Linked DNA regions of Homo sapiens: region 1 is linked to region 2. The links are chromatin loops, found by intact Hi-C in ENCODE. Cell type or tissue: heart right ventricle. All regions are shown on one strand. Links, peaks and the distances in the headings refer to the core of each region. The heading gives the core; the rest is flanking DNA. Region 1 overlaps CDK14 (cyclin dependent kinase 14). Region 2 overlaps CDK14 (cyclin dependent kinase 14).

Region 1 (2,922 bases), core at 214-2,713, 66 kb before region 2:
TATAAGGTAGAAATGAAGGAAAGTGTCCAAGAATGGTACAAAGGGCGGTGGGAAAGTTCCAAGTAATTCAGAAAGAGCTCAGCAGTCTGGGGTTTTTGGAGGGGATGGAATCCTGGAGCCAGGGAATGCTTCTCTCTCTCTCTCTCTCTCTCTCTCTCTCTCTCTCTCTGTGTGTGTGTGTGTGTGTGTGTGTGCACGCACGTGCTCATGGGTGCAGATTTTTTGGATTGACTCCAACAGTAAAAGCACGACCTTATTAATTTGGACTCCACTAATTAGAAAATTACTGTGAAATGGATAAGGATTGAGCTTAAAGTTAAATAGCATTTTCTGAGAAATTAATGGCATAGATATAAAGTAAATGTTTGACCTATTTTGGAGAAGATAATGGTTTACAGTGCTTCTGTAATGAAGGATCCATGCATAATCATTTTAGTAACAGTTATTGAACGTGTAGAATGTTGAGAAAGAGTAGTGTGATGGCTAAGAGCATAGATTGGAGCATCACACCCCCTGGGGTCAAATATTGGCTCTACCATTTACTAATTCTACAATTTGCTAAATCAAATACTGGCTAACTCAAATATCTATTTACTAACTCAAGTATCTATTTACTAACTCAAATATTGGCTCTACCATTTACTAACCTGGGCAAGTTACTTAATTTCTCTCAGCCCCAGTTTCTTCCTCTGTAAGATGGGAATAATAATATTGCCTACCTCTTAGCTTTGCTGTAGAGATTGAATGTATTAATATAAAAATGCTTAGCTCTATACTCGGTACCTGATAAATGTAACATTAAGTGGTAACTATTATTACTGTGTTCCTGGCACCCTGCTAAGTGCAGTGAGAAGATAAAAGAGAATTTCTGGTGTCAAAATGTGACGAACTAACAGATAAAATAATGTGTATTGATATATACATACAATATCAGTGTCATACAGTACAAATAGGTACATATTTTCTGTGTAGTTTACTGTTTATAAACTGTATTCAATTCAATGATCTTTCAGAAACTTAGTTTGAATCTCTTCAAATGGTGGAAAAATAAGCATTTTCTATAACATGCTCTGTAGCTCTGACTTTTCCTTAAGTTCCGAATGACTTTCTCCTGGTTGGATTGGTTTAGTGAAGTGTGACTATTTGGCCCTCCCATGGAAATGCATACACTGACCACATGTCTCAGGTGAATGGACCCATCAGGAGGGAATGGTCTTGTTTCTTGAATACCTTTTTGTGGCCCAACTGCAAAGCAGTGGCTCCTGAGTCACAGGAGGTAGAAACTGACAAAACCATGGAGTGCAGCCACTGTGTGAATTGCCTTCAACCATGACTGCTTGGCTTTTAGAGATGGAACAGACATTCGTCATATGGTTATTCCCCAGTGATTCTGAAAACTTTTCTGCCAAAATGTTAAGGCACTGGTGAATTGAGTTCTATGTCTGCTGCAAGAGTCCTGTGGAAATTCTTGAGAGTCTGAAATTTGCCTAATGCTTTTTCTCAAACTGAAATTAAAAGCCAAAACAAAACATCTTTTGCAAAATATCTATTGCTGCCCTTTTTTCTAGCTTCATTTCTATTTTAGAAGTGTGTTGAGCAGGGCCACTGTAGTGTACAACTCTGAGGGACACTATTCATAGACAGCTTACGTAAATTGCACCCTCTGGAATTTTGAGTACGTGATCTACATAGCCACACATGGAGGTCCTTGTGCCGAATTGTTTGTTAGTTATGTTCATAGAACCTGTTGTTACAAGTTCTTTGGAATATATGCTAGTCTTAGTGATGAAATTGGGCAGTGACTGGGTATGGTCTTTAAGTCTACATATTTAGATAACCCTGTATTTAACCACATGCCTTCTGTGTCTGGTGGCATTAACCCAAATTCTCAGTGTTATCATCAAGATTATTATGACATGCCTTGTCACTGTAGGTCATCTGGTGACTAGTTTTTAACGGGTTTCTAATCCTTGTGTGCTGGGACCTCACTAAGCATTCTTCACTTTTGAGCCTGGCTTGTGTTATTACAGCCACTGTTGCTAGGACTGATTCTTCTGTTGTCACTTGAAGGTCTAGGAGGTTATAAATGTATTGAGGCTTGTGTGCAAAAGTTGCTCTATCTCATACAGCAAGGCTGGCTCAATTCATACGGTGCCCTACCCATGTAGCAAGGGTCTCTGGAGCAAATGTAACAGCTGCCTAGTGGTAGTCAAAGAACTCCCTGCATTACAAAAGGATTAAATATGCTGCTTGCTAGAGCTTGTCTGGCAGGAGCTTCAGAGTCCTTCCAGGGAGTAAAAACAATTATATTTCAACAAAGGAGTAAGAAAAATTGGCACGTCCCTCCATGAGGTCACTTCACTTTGGAAAAAGCATTTGTGTGCTTTATTTTAAACAACTTTGTCAATACTTTGAGGAACACTTTCACATGTTTGGAACTTAGGAGAATTGGTATACAACAAGTCCATCAGTTTAAACCACAGGCATTTAGAACTGAAAGAAATTCTGGTATCATTTATCATGAGCTCCTCATTTTACAGGTGACAGAGTCTAAGGCCCTGAGAAGCTAAGTAACTTGTGGGAAGTCACAGAGCCCATGGGTGATAAGAAGTGAACCAGCACCCAGGTTATGCTGTGCCAGTGAAATACAAGTCCTGCTTTGCTCTCTTGCTCTCTTGATTTTCTCCCCTGAGGAAAGTGCCCTTGGCAAAGCCAGAGATGGGGACATTTAAATGGGGACATTTAAAGAATCTGTTGCCTTTGGGGTGATTTTCATTTGAATACTTCATTGGCATGATAGTGGAATAATGCTTATGGAATAATTCCTCTGTTAAGAGGAATAACCTTGGGCAGTTAGTTAACCTCTCTGTGCTTCACTTTCCTCCTTTGTAAAATCACATTTACTTCCTCACAGAAATGCAA
Region 2 (2,922 bases), core at 245-2,744:
CATAAAACTTTTAAACAACATAATGCCCTTTCCTTCTCTAGCCTAGGTTAGCTGCTTACACGATGACCCATCAGTTAATGTCCATCTGATTTGCCTATTTTTTGTTTTTTAAATTAAGGCTAGTTACCCAACCTCTTAATGATTCAGAAATAAACCACTTCCAGTCAGATGGTAAAACGTGTGACAGAGTTCAAGAATCATGTTAGGGTACTACTAGCAGCCTGGGCCTTAAGTTTCTCATTTTAGAGGTAGATTTTTTAGTGTAAGCTCTAGTGTGAGATCTAAGTGTAAACACAATGATTGTGAGGATTTTTTTGTACTGTAATTTATGCTGATGCAGCTTTTAGAATGTGGGCTTTTTGGGTATTTCCTGAAACTGAAATTGGCATGCTTTCTAGAGTTATATATTGGCATGTTTAGTGATATTAAAGTTGCAGTGAAGAGTTCTGAATTTAATTTCTTCTTTTCTCAGATATGTGTCACAAAGATGTCTACACGGAACTGCCAGGGAATGGACTCAGTGATCAAACCCCTGGACACAATTCCTGAGGATAAAAAAGTCAGAGTTCAGAGGACACAGAGCACTTTTGACCCATTTGAGAAACCAGCTAATCAAGTAAAGAGGGTGCATTCTGAGAACAATGCTTGCATTAACTTTAAGACCTCCTCCACTGGCAAAGAGTCACCTAAAGTTAGGCGGCACTCCAGCCCCAGCTCGGTAAGTGCAGTCTTTTTGTTTATCACTGGGTAAACAGAAGGAATAGCCTTCTTATGATAGCATGCGGTGCTGGAAGACAGCAGGAAACTTTATCAGTGCCTTATTATGCATTCTCTCCCAGGGTGGTTGAATGTTTTGGAAGAGAGAGAGCAAACTATATATGGACTCCTTATTTATAAGCACTAAGCAAGCAAATGAATGAAATGATTCAACTTATTTTTGGAAAAATCATTTTTCCCCCTTAATTGTTTCTAGTTAGAGGAATTTATAATTAAAAGTCTTTTGTATTTCAAACCCTTGGAGAGGTTATTGAACTTTACTGTGTAGGCAGTAAGGATAGTTTTGAAATTAGCAAATTCACAAGGAATTTCATTGCAGAATAAATATCAAAATTTGTTCACTTGCGTTAATCCAGTTTTTTTTGGGGGGGTACTCCACCAGTCTTTCTCATGTGACTCTGTAAAGTGACAAGTTGAAGTTCTTTTCCAGGACAAAGCCCTGTACTGAATGGAAAATGCTGGAGTAGAAATCTGTGTAGGGTAGATTCAGTAGGACCAAAGGAAAGAAGAGAATGTCCAGAAAGAAGTGTTAGAGGGAAACAGACTTTAGATATAACTAGTGATTTACAAGTTAGAAAGGAACACACCAAGAGAGAATATTCTCTGTTATATTTCTATTCTCAAATACATTTTTTCCTACTTTTTGGCTTAAATTAATATACATTATTTACAATTGTATGATAATGTAAATTTTGGTCAGGGAAACCACAAGTATGCTATGAATAAATTTCCTTCCTTGCACAACTTCTTCATTTTCTTAGTTGTCATTGTCTACTTTTCCTTCATTCAAATTAAGATAATTTTAAACACAATTTGAGGCCTGCAACTATATGACAAAACTGTAAAATGCCTCCAAAACAAATCAGATAATCTATCAGTTTTTCTCCCCCACTGAGATTGCCCTGGCAGTTCTTCATAGTCCTAATTTAATATAGATTGGTTAACCTCTAATCCTATAGTCATAAGGCGTCCTTTTCTGAGAATTTTTTCCTCCTTTTTTAATGTTAAATACCCATTCTCTGGGTTACATGTCTTTCTTGTTCTTGGTTTATTTCATTGTTTTAAAGTACATCCTCGCAGTAGCTTCTTGAGAAAGGGTGATGGGGGGTTTGTCATATGACTATGATTTTATCTGTCGTTGATTACTTGATTAATAATCTGGCCAAGTATGTGATTTTAGTTTAGAAAATAATTTTTTCTTAGACTTTTGAATACCTTGTTTTATTGTTTTCTAGGTGCCTAGATTGTATTGAAATCCCTAGACTATTCTGGTTTCCCAGTTCATCCTTTATCTGCTTTTTTGTTTGTGGAACTTTCTAGGACTTTCTTTTCATCCCTGGTGTCATCCTTTTTCTTGGTATCAATGGGTGTTTTCAATTTTTGAGTTAATTTCTTTCAGTTTCAAAAATTTTCTTATATGTTTATTTAATTTTTTGTAATCTTCTCTTTTACGATAACATTTTTATTAGTTGGATGTTGGCATTATTGGATTGATCTTCTAGTTACCTTTTCTTTTCCCTATTATTTTAAATCTTTTTTTTCCTACCTTCTGGGTTTTTTTAACTTTTAATTTTTAACCCTTCAATTGGATTTTTAATTATACTAATATTTATTTCCATGAACTCTTTCTTATTCTTTGAATGCTCTTTTAAAAAGTATCCTGTTCTATTTCAATGAATAACATATCACTTCATATGTTTCTGAGGATACAAAATGTAGCTTGGGGAATTTTTTTTCCTTTTACATATTCTCTGAATTATTTCTGGATTTCCTTTGAGTTTCTTGTTTCTGTTTATTTGTTTTGGTCTCTGCCTTACCTGTTGAGATTTTTGGTGGGTCTATGTCATGCCTCTTGGAGAGAAACTGTTGGCTGTCAGTTTATGTTATGAGTAATGTACTCAGAAGTTGATTGGAAGCTCTGTGCCTGGGTGGCTTGTCAGTTGGTTGGCTTCAGCATAGGGACTCTTGGTGAAGACCTAGTCGTTTTATTTAAGTACTCTCAAATGTCGCTGTCTCTTGATCTTGTTTTTGTTACTGGGTGTTTCTCACAAAATGGACTTACCCAATTTATTTTTTTTAGGACATATAAACCTAGCTGTCACTATTCTGAGATGATCAAGAAGGGACTGAGGACCCTTCAGTTCT

Evidence for each region. A loop is a pair of places that touch in the nucleus more often than their neighbours do. Peaks named below come from ENCODE experiments on the same cell type or tissue, not always from the same donor. Only the 100,000 strongest peaks of a DNase experiment are listed, where the experiment ranks them.
Region 1: a loop joins it to region 2, with 3 times the contacts of the local background. A loop is called at or near these places in 3 of 110 quality-filtered maps.

What each region holds. Positions count from the first base shown.
Region 1 is chr7:90,659,708-90,662,629 of GRCh38, forward strand. All of the region lies in intron 2 of CDK14 (cyclin dependent kinase 14), which reads left to right. Among named protein-coding and RNA genes, the nearest start is that of CDK14, 65 kb to the left of the region's middle. In heart right ventricle, for the core only: no CTCF peak of the experiment used is centred there; a DNase peak (open chromatin) is centred at 1,283; H3K27ac peaks cover 1,960 bases.
Region 2 is chr7:90,726,095-90,729,016 of GRCh38, forward strand. It overlaps CDK14 (cyclin dependent kinase 14), which reads left to right. Exons shown (of 15, transcript NM_001287135.2): 3 at 473-718. Among named protein-coding and RNA genes, the nearest start is that of CDK14, 130 kb to the left of the region's middle. In heart right ventricle, for the core only: no CTCF peak of the experiment used is centred there; no DNase peak of the experiment used is centred there; H3K27ac peaks cover 1,523 bases.